2 separate regions of the Homo sapiens genome follow, and region 1 is linked to region 2. Evidence: read pairs that join two places in POLR2A ChIA-PET (ENCODE). Cell type or tissue: HCT116. All regions are shown on one strand. Links, peaks and the distances in the headings refer to the core of each region. The heading gives the core; the rest is flanking DNA. Region 1 overlaps ADORA2B (adenosine A2b receptor). Region 2 overlaps TTC19 (tetratricopeptide repeat domain 19).

Region 1 (5,379 bases), core at 92-5,091, 74 kb after region 2:
AACTCCATGGCTGGCATCAAACATCAGCCTTCTCTGGTGCAGAAATTGTGGTTCTACGAGTCTCCAATATCTGTAGAGTCTGCTGCCATCTCCATGGCCTCTGCCCTGGTCATGCTTTTTTCCTTCTCATCTGGATGCCAAGTGGCTACCCTATATCATCTTGTCCCGTCCATTCCTTCCTTCAGCTGTCCACCAGTGACTTTTACAATGCAAACCTGACCATATCAAACTCCAGATTAAAATTGTACCTTGGCATTCCAAGTTCCACCTAATTATCACTCCTCACAAAATCACATTTTAATGACAGTAAAGACACACAGGCCGGGTGCGGTGGCTCATGCCTGTAATCCCAGTACTTTGGGAGGCCGAGGCGAGTAGAACACCTGAGGTCAGGAGTTTGAGACCAGCCTGACCAGCATGGTGAAACCCCGTCTCTACTAAAAACACAAAAATCAGCTGGGCATCGTTGGTGGCATGTGCCCGTAATCTCAGCTACTTGGGAGGCTGAGGCAAGAGAATCGCTTGAACCCAGGAGGCAGAGGTTGCAGTGAGCCAAGACTGCACCATTGCACTCCAGCCTGGGCAGTAAGAGCAAAACTGTCTCAAAAAAAAAAAAAAAAAAAAAAAAGACACACATAATCATCCTAAAAAAAGAAGTAGAGGATGATATCAGCAAACCGGAGATTTTTATGAGTTTCTAAAAACAGAAGGTGGACAGGATCATCAGCATGAACCATGGAACCCTAAATTGGAAACATGGATGGCCAGGATGAGAGGCTCCAGTCTAGCAAACAGCAGGGATCAGAATGGGATTAAGAAAAGAACAGATGTCAAGAGGAAGACAGCCTGTGGGCAAGCTTTGGGAGCTGTGGCATTGATCCCCTCCCCCTCCCACACTCTCCCCAAGCTGTGGCTAGAGACCTAGTGATAACGGGTGGGGGAGGGGAAGAGTTTAGGTTATGTACACTCTGCCACACGAGGAATCTCAACCATGTGAATCTAAAAAATGTTTTTCAAAGTCAATTTAAAATCCCTTAGTCTTCATCAAAAGTAAACATATGAATGCTAAAATTGTATTGAAAAATAGAAGAACAAAGGAAAAAAAGCGAAGAAACTCTTACAAAGAATGAGAAAGCACTGGGAACTGTCAGAGAACAGTGATCAGGAAAGGAGGGGACGTCCCCATCTGCCTATTAAGAATCCCAGAGGCGTGGCTCACGCCTGTAATCCCAGCATTTATGGAGGCCGAGGCAGGCAGATCGCTTGAGGTCAGGAGTTCGACACCAGCCTGGCCAATATGGTGAAACCCCATCTCTACCAAAAATACAAAAAATTAGCCACGTGTGGTGGTGCACGCCTGTAATCCTAGCTACTCGAGAGGCTGAGGCAGGAGAATCACTTGAACCCGGGAGGTGAAAGTTGCAGTGAGCCAAGATTGTGCCACTGCACTCCAGCCTGGGTGACAGAACAAGATTCCATCTCAAAAAAAAAAAAAAAAGAATCCCAGAGGCGGCCAGGTGTGGTGGCTCACGCCTGTGGTCCCACAACTTTGGGAGGCCAAGGTGAGTGGATCACTTGAGGTCAGGAGTTCAAGACCAGCCTGGCCAACATGGTGAAACCCCGTCTCTACTAAAAAATACAAAATACAGCCGGACTTGGTGGTACATGCCTGTAGTCCCAGCTACTCGGGAGGGTGAGGCAGGAGAATTGCCTGAGCCCGGGAGATGGAGGTTGCAGTGAGCCAGTGAGCCCAGATCGTGCCACTGCACTGCAGCCTGGCCAACAAGCGAGACTCTGTCTCGAAAAAAAAAAACAAAAAAAACAAAAAAAGAATCCCAGAGAAAAGAACAGAGGAAATGGAGATAAGGAATTAATTAAGAAAATACAGTTTTCACTTGGTATACACAGGGGATTTGTCCCAGGGCACCCAAGTACTCCAAAATCCGTATGTAATCAAATCCTGAAGTTGGCCCCAAGAGCCCCACTACAGGAAAAGTTGGCCCTCTGTGTACTCGGGTTCACAACCCGCAAATACTGTATTTTCAATCTGTGTTTGGTTGAAAAAAAATCCATTTTAAGTGAACCCACACAGTTCAAACCCAAGTTGTTCAAGGGTCAACTGTATTCTTTGAAAATTTCAGAGCTGAAGACAGACCTAAGTCTTCAAATTGGCAAGGTTCACCTACCTACTAGTGCCATCCTCAATGAAAAAAAAAAGTAAGAGTTACCATTTAGACCCAGTCTCACAAAATTTCAGAACACCAAGGAAAAACAAATGATCCCAAAGGTTCCCAGAGGAGAGATACAAGTTACAAGTAAGAATCATTACACACCAGACTTTGTGAGCAACACTGGGTGTTACAGCAACCCCTTCAGACATCTGAGGGAAAACACTTCCGAACCACAATCTATCAACCAACCAATCATATGTGAGAAATAAAAAATTTTTTTTGAGACAGGGTCTCACTCTGTTGCCCAGGATGGAGTGCAGTGGTGTGAATGCAGCTCACTGCAGCCTCAACCTCCTGGGCTCAAGCGATCCTCCTGCCTCAGCCTCCCAAAGGGCTGGGATTACAGGTGCGAGCCATTGCACCAGGCCAAAAAAACATTTTTGACATATAAGAACCCAGAAAGTTTATCCTCGTGTCTAACAAATATGAAATCCTAGAAAGAGGAAAGAGAACATGGAATGCAGGAAATGCTGGAACCACTCCAAGGGCACAGTAAAGGAAGCCCTAGCGGCTGTGTGGCACACATAGCAAAGGGGTGAGGAGGCTCAGCATGAGGGTGATTAAGAAGCTGGGTGATCACGAGGATGTGGGAAGGCATGCTTCCTACTTTAACTTTCTAATTTCCAGATGGTAAACCTGAAGCAGGCTAAAATGTGACATAATTTTGAGTAATGTCTGAGTAATGGATGGCATCTAAAAATAGGATCCTGGCCAGGCGCAGTGGGTCACACCTGTAATCCCAACACTTTGGGAGACCGAGGCAGGTGGATCACCTGAGGTCAGGAGTTCGAGACCAGCCTGGCCAATATGGTGAAACCCCGTCTCTACTAAAAATACAAAAGTTAGCCAGGCGTGGTGGCACGTGCCTGTAATCCCAGCTACTCGGGAGGCTGAGGCAGGAGAATTGCTTGAATCTGGGAATCGGAGGTTGCAGTGAGGTGAGATTGCACCACTGCACTCCAGCTTGGGCGACAGAGCGAGACTCTGTCTCAAAAAAAAAAAAATGTAAATGGTATAAACCTTAACAGCATAAAAGTCATGGTATAATGCAAATGTGTTCAATACACCATCTGTGCAGAGGAAGCCATGAGAAATAGTGGCTGCCTCTGACAGGCAAAGTAGGAAAGCAGAGATCCAAGACAGGGGACAACTCTACAGCTTCCCCCTGTGCAGTGTCAGCTTCTTTCCAGCAGCACGAGTTACCTTTCACAAGGAAGACTTCCTGAGAGGCAGCGCGCTCACAGTAACAGCGCGGCTCACAGAAACCAGGAGCAGACCTGGGAAAGGAATGGGGGACACGTTCTTCCTTGTTTTTCTTGACAGTCAGCAAATATAATCACCACTTGACAGAAACACAGGCCGAAATGTCCACAGGAAAAAAATCAAAACATAACAGAAATTCAAGTGGGGCATAGGGGAGAAGGCTGGCATGAGCCACGGGCCTGGCGGTTCACAGTGGGGAGTCAACAGATTCTGCTTCAAGATGGCAGCACAAAACCAGGGCTCAGCCCAGAGCGCCCCTCGGGGCAAATGCCAAGAGAAACAGGCTGGGGGCTGCCCCCGGCAGAGGGACTGGTGGGGGTCTCTTGCTTTCCCTTTTGGGCCTTTTTGTACTTTTGACTGTTTACTTCTATGCCCACTGGTTGATTTCTAACTCAAAAAAATAGAAGATAATAAATGCGACTCATTCATGGACTCACCAGCACCTTCAGGACAAAATCCAAAACCCTCAGCAAGCTCAAGGCCCTCCTCGAGCTGCCTGCTCCCTGGCCCGTCCCCCACCACAGCCCAAATCCCATGCCCACTCACGGGTGCGAAGCACCCAAGGTGCCAGGCCAGCTCAGGAGTCCCCCTGCTCCTGCGCACCCTGCACTCCCAGCTCTGCAGGCACTTTCCTCCCACCTACCACACCACTCAACCCTCCACCCTCCAGAAAAAGCCCTGCCCCTCAGCCTAGACTGAGTGGAAGCCTGCCCGCCCGTGCCTGGGACAGGCTGTTCTCCACTTTAATTCTGTCCAAGAAGATACATTTGCTATTTGCCATTGAGTTCCCGCTGCCCGTGGCGCTGTCTCCAGCTGGTTAGCCTCGGAGTCCAAGAGCCTATCGAGTTAATAATTTAGGAGAGAATAACCATGGCTAAAGCCTAATTCTGGAGTCACTAATAAATCTGAGGCAAAAGGAAAGGTTGGGCCTCAGTTCCCCAATCCGAGGAAGGTGCAGGTGGGAGGAGATCCACAAAGCCTCACAGCTGTCAGGCAAATGCTGTGAGATTCCATTCACATTGGCCAGGGCTTAGCTTCTTTCCTCACTCGTCCATTTGACAGGTTAGCTGGAGTCTTCTTTGTCCAGGTAATAATTAAAGGAATCTAATCACAATTTGCCAGTGTCCTTATTCATCCACCACTAGAAGGGACCCCTCATCAAGGGGGTGTTTGGGGGTGACCTCGGGGTGTGCAGTCCTTCCCTCCAGCTGCTCACATGATGGTTAAGGGCTCCTGGGAAGATAGGCTGCCTCAGTCCCGGCTTCCGTGTGACCCTGGGCTAAACATAATTTTCTGCACCTCCATCTTCTTATCTGTGAGGTGGTGAAGATAACTCCATCTGCTCCCATAGGGCGGTCGCAAAGATCAAAGGAGATTAGGGATGTAAGGTGCCTGGCACCCAGAAACGGCTTGGGAACAATGGCTGCCATTCACAAGACTGAAAATCTCTATGTCCAGAATAGCTGAGGACACTTCCCCATATCTGTCCCTGCAGTGTACACCCATGCTGTGATAATAAACTGACAAATGAGAAGAGTGAGATACAGGGATTGGGTCCTGCCCTGCACGTGGTCACCGAGAAAGGAGCCAGGTGATCTGTAGTGGGAAAATGTTGACTTTTTTTTCATTTACCCTCTTCTCCAGACAACCAAAGGCAGCCACTGTCCTTTTCAGAATTCAGTGGGAATGTCCACAGCATGAGGCCAGGCGGTGTTTCCCTGGCTGTGCTGCTCCAGGGCACCAGGCCACCTCCAGGCATGCAGAGCTGCTGCAGACTGTGCCTGGTCTGCAGAGGAGGCCTCTGCCCTCTGGGAGCAGCTCCAGGCTCCGGTCTCAGGGCAGGGCCCAGGGTGGCTTGAGCGGGCCCTCCTTCCCGGCCTCCTTC
Region 2 (5,379 bases), core at 94-5,093:
TTTGGGAGAATGCCACTGGTAACTGGAAAGGGGAGAAACAGATCTCTCAGGATGATAAAAATTAGCACTTTACAGACTTTCAAGTAGACCTAAACTTTTAAACAAAAGTACTCAAGGCTTTTAAGGAAGCAGCTCTGTGATTAGCTACTGACCAAGACCCTCCTATCACTGGTGTCTAATCCCTATGTTACAGATGAAGACACAGGTTTAGTACTTTGCCCATATAGTTAAATTAGTGACAGAGATAGGCCATAAGCCCACATTTGTCTTCAGTCAAAGCTTTCACTCCTGTCCCTGTTCCACTCCTGTATACCTGAGGTCCCCAACATAAACTTTAGATCAGGCTTAGTGGTCAGCATTCCTAGTACTTGGAAAGTTGGTATTTTTTACAACAGATATATGTAAACATATAAAAATTTCAAAATGAATGAAAAACAGTGACTAAATGTTCCACTTCACAGTTTTCTGCTGAATTTTTTTTTTTCAGGTACTGGTAATATTTTAGAGTTTGTTAATAATTTATATTGCCAACCTACCATAAAAGAGATTATGATGGTATTTTTCTATGACCCTGAGGGTCTTAAGCTATTCTGAGTCAGAATACAGTTGACCCTTGAACAACACGGGTTTGAACTGTGTGGGTCCACTTATACATGGATTTTCTTCCACCTCTGCCACCCAAGATAGCAAGACCAACCCCTTCTCATCCTCAGCCTATTCAACATGAAGATGACAAGGATGAAGACCTTCATGATGATCCACTTCCACTTAATGAATAGTAAATATATTTTCTCTTCCTTATAATCTTAACAAACATTTTCTCTTCTCTAGCTTACTTTATTGTAAGAATACAGTATATAATACATATACAAAATATGTGTCAATCGACTATGTTATCCGTAAGACTTCTGGTCAGCAGTAGGCCATGAGTAGTTAAGTTTTGGAGGAGTCAAAGTTAGATGTGGATTTTTGACTACTTAGGGGGTCTATGCCCCTAACTCCTGCATTATTTGAAGGTCAACCGTATAGTTTCTGAGAACATGTCAGATCAGAGCCTAACTTCTTACTCTTGCAGTTCTACCTGAGGACCCGAAGGTGAGGTGCTGTGAACCACTCCCTCCATCCTCATCATAATGCATGTGCGTATTACTTTATTTACCATCACCTGGAGAAGAAATCTCAGAATGAGAGTTAAAATCCAATAATAGTTCTTGGTTCAAAATAAATGAAAGGACAGAATTCTCACATGGTTTACCTATGGAGGTTCACCTTATCATGATTTAAGTGGTAAGCACAGAGCAGCACTGACAACTTACTGTGGTTCACTGCAAACCAAAACATGATATTCTTTGTAGACTTAGATTTCAGTGTTCTGACACTATATCCTTACACGTGATTTTTTTAGCACCCAGAACTAAATTAAGGTCTTCCTAATACTCTTCATAAAAGTATTCTGACAGCCAGTTTTCCACTGCATGTTTATGACTGCAAATTTCATAATGCTTTTAATTTTGGTACACTGAGTGATTCTATTTTAAAAATATTTATGCCCAGAAAACTCCAGTGACCATTGGACAGTTAAAAAATTTTAATGACACGATTTTAACCAATTCACTTTTGAATTTAGACCAATCAGTAAAGGAGATCAGTCCTCCTTTTGCTTCAGTACCTTATTTTACAACAGTGTAAATGAACTGTAATGAAAACACCCACATGAAGAGACTGTCCTGAAAACTCCTAGTGTTTCCAACAACGAGACCATGAGCTGAGTCACTGTGGATGATTTAAAATTAATAAATAAATAAAACTTGGAATGAAAAACCTTTCAGTAACCCCTGCAGTTGTGAAAAGGTAAAAACATTCTCAATGCAAAAGGTGAGTGGTTGACATTAATTTTTTTAAGAAATCACCATACGTTAATACTGGTTTCTACTGAAACAGTCTGATTTATATTGTATCTTATCTCTCTGAGCTAGACTTGGTAAACGGCATTAGCTGCATGGTAAATAATATGAGATTAGACAGAAAATAGGAAGAAATTTACATCTGCAACATACAAAACTCTAGTTTTAGTCTAATCCCTGAGGATTTGGACCTCAAGGTTTCTGGTGTTTTTATTTTCTTCAGAAAGTTTTTTTTTTTTTTTTTTTTTTTTTTTTGAGAAATGCAAAGATTACTGGGATACATACAATATTGTTGTGTAGTCTCATTTATTATGAAGATTCTTCCAGTATGTACATACGAACCAAAAGTATCAGTTTATCAGTCCCACTCACATCCCACCCCCACAGGCATACCAACAGGGTCAATCTTCCTTCATGGTACCTAGAAAAACTGTCTTTTTCCTTAGGTAAATGGCTAAAAATGTATTCATGACTGCTGCAGTAAGAGCATCCACCTATGTATCTTTACATACTTTGAGACAGTGTGATAAAGCTCTTTCAGCACAGCAGTCTATTCATTCAAAGTCATCTAACCAAATACCTTCCCCCACAGCTAAGAAAGAATCCCAGTGTTTCCCTAGTTTAGAGATGAAGATACTGAAATTGCAAAAGCAAAAAGGCTAGGACTAAGATCCAGGTCAGTAGTTCAGCTATACCAGCAGTACACATTAGAATTACGAAGAGTTTTAAAATATACCTGTAGGGGCCTATTCTGACTCAGAACAGCCTGGGCTGTGTGTCCTTAAAGAGTACTTGAGATGACTCAGTTGTGTGACTAAGGCTGCAAAGGAAGTAGAGTGTTCAGATAACACAGACAAAAGGTTACATCATTCTTAGTTTTTAGTTTTATATAAACACCCCCATTTTTAGTTTTATATAACCAGATAAATATGGTTCACTTTTATTTAAATTCAAATGGGTGCTATACTGTCACGTGCCTAATCCCCACTTTACAACTTCATGCTGGATGCTGGTAGCAAACTAAGATATTTTTCTCTTTTATGTATTAAATTCCACTTGTGCTTCATGAAACAGACTATAAGAACAACAATTCACCATAATCCCCCTTTGCCATGAGGAAGGTAATTCTGGTCAGTTTGCCAGGTATTGATAAAGTAAAGTAAGAGAAGACAGGGCAGCAAATCAGCAGACCAAAAACTTATGGTAGAAATGCCAGGCTGAATCACCACACCCACAGCGCACAGGAACACCAGCCCATATGAATCTACAGTTCTACTTAGACCAGCAGGGACAGCACCAAGTCACGTGTTACAACTGAAAGCATCACTTGACGACATCCTGAAAGGTCATAATCAGTTGGGAATGAAAGTCATTTTTCCTTTAAAATACAAAAATGGCAGTGTGTACAACCCCTCCTTCACTAAGGCTAAATTGAGGAAACCTGAATATCAAAAACGACAGATTTAAGCCATTGATCGGGTGCCACAGAGACAGGAATGATAGCTATTCTTCCACATTACTAGACATTATTCTCCCTACACAAAAATGGATTTAGAGCTTGACAGAATTTGTCAAAGGTCTACTTTTCTTTGACAGCTCAGCCAACTCTTCCCTGATGTGTTGTACAGAAATTTCATCTTTTTTCAGCTTTGCTTGCTTCAGTGCTTCCTGGTAGATCTCTTTTGCTTGTGTATATCGTTCTAAAATAACCCAGAGAGAAGGGACAGTAAGAAGAAAGTGTATGTTTTCAAGGTGATTCTGAAGAGAGAGCATGAATGCAGATATAGGGCTAATTTACTGTGTGCTTATGAAGCGACAAGCTGGTGCTGCCTCATTTCATCCCCATCTGACAGGCTGGAACTCCACTGAATGCTGTGGGATTCCTAACGGCCCTTTCCAGTATATCCTGAGGACTTTGATGAGCCCAAGATTTCATGAATGGTGGTATGTGTAATACACCTGTCATCCCAGGTTTCTGAAAATGATCGGTATAGTGTGCTGACACTAAGAAATGTCTGACAAAATGATACTTCCTGTCATAAAGCTTCACCAGCACACTGTGAGAAACACATTGTAACTGAACACATTTAGAAATCTGTAAAGCACTACTGACGTAAGGTACTATCATTGCAAGGTTTTCTCCAGCTTGATGGGGTTCGACAGGCTAGTGCAGGTCTGTAGAAGTTACGTGAATTGAACACAATAGTACTTCAACCTAATCAATACCTCCTTTTTCTGCCATTCAACCAGTCTTTTAATTTACATGTTTATTCGTTGGCCCTTGCCCTCCCTACATACCACTTCACAAATCTATCAATCCAGTGACATCCCTCCCTTAAAGCAAGTCAGTTAAGTTTACATTGCTACCTACCTCTGTGCATCAAAACTGCAGCTAGATTACTGAGTACCATGTGTAGCTCAGGATGATTTATCTGTCTTGCCAGATCTGATGCCCTTTGCATATAAATATAGGCCTCATCAAAGCGGCCCTGTGCATCCAGGGTAGTAGCCAGGTCACTCATCAGCACAATGGTCTGTATGTAAAAGAAAAAACAATTTTTTCTTTAAAAACATGCCTTCACAGAACTTTAATGTGGAGTGCATCCAACTCTGAATACATAAGATTTCATCTTTCCTAGCATTCCACAAAAGATGAGGGATACCATTCTTTAACAAATTTGTGGGCATTTGTTAATCATAATCACATTGTACAGTGGACAATGTTAGTTCGACCTTTTGGGAAATAATACAAATCTGGAAATTAGGTAACAGACAGTGCTTATTAATCCAACTAATTACCCAGTTAGAAGCACCAAATGAAAAACAACAGCAAGAAGCTACACATATTATCTCCTTTAAGGCTGAGCAACTTTGAGAAGCCAGCCTCCTATGGTTTGATTGCCTCTGGAGCCCCACTGTATTATGTTGTTCCTGCTGATAACCCTGAGGCTCATCAAAAACAAGAAATACACCATCTATTTTAGGAAGATGCCCAGTAGGAGTTTTTTTAATTTGGCTACTGAAATGGAATTTCAGTATGGAAGAGGTAGACTTCCATACCTACTTCCCCACTGATGCCATGCTTTAAGCCCCCTGACTCTAGTACTTGGAGATCTGAATTCTGTACTTGCTTGTTTATTATTCCTCACTCCATTAAGGGACTCTTCATAATAAGTTATAAATCCCTTTCATGGAGATAATTCATAGCTCAACCTCCCTTTTCTTCCAAAACATATTACTCACCCTACCCATGTACCCCAGCCTTGGGACACATTCAGTTAAAATTGTTATGTCTTATATTGGCAGTAGCAAGCATTCATAGACAAAGCAATGCACTCCTTACATCTAAGAACTTACTCGGATGGAGGGGAGACCCAAAGAGATGATTTCAATTCAATGTGTTTAATGTTCTAACACAGAGCTTTACACGTTATACTTAAATTCTATAATATGCCAATGGTTTAAGTGTTTTTAA

Evidence for each region. Peaks named below come from ENCODE experiments on the same cell type or tissue, not always from the same donor. Only the 100,000 strongest peaks of a DNase experiment are listed, where the experiment ranks them.
Region 1: POLR2A ChIA-PET joins it to region 2 with 5 read pairs; 6 of 35 experiments call an interaction of 5 or more read pairs at or near these places.

The regions. Positions count from the first base shown.
Region 1 is chr17:15,951,840-15,957,218 of GRCh38, reverse strand. The region is part of intron 1 of ADORA2B (adenosine A2b receptor); the gene reads right to left. Among named protein-coding and RNA genes, the nearest start is that of ADORA2B, 9.4 kb to the right of the region's middle. In HCT116, for the core only: no CTCF peak of the experiment used is centred there; a DNase peak (open chromatin) is centred at 2,758; H3K4me3 peaks cover 1,185 bases; H3K27ac peaks cover 4,799 bases.
Region 2 is chr17:16,025,599-16,030,977 of GRCh38, reverse strand. It overlaps TTC19 (tetratricopeptide repeat domain 19), which reads right to left. Exons shown (of 10, transcript NM_017775.4): 9 at 4,276-4,438; 10 at 1,574-3,604. The coding sequence ends at 3,456. It overlaps NCOR1 (nuclear receptor corepressor 1), which reads left to right. Exons shown (of 46, transcript NM_006311.4): 46 at 1-1,821. Among named protein-coding and RNA genes, the nearest start is that of TTC19, 28 kb to the right of the region's middle. RefSeq lists a silencer at 2,742-2,791. In HCT116, for the core only: no CTCF peak of the experiment used is centred there; DNase peaks (open chromatin) are centred at 2,697 and 3,147; H3K4me3 peaks cover 1,075 bases; H3K27ac peaks cover 2,012 bases.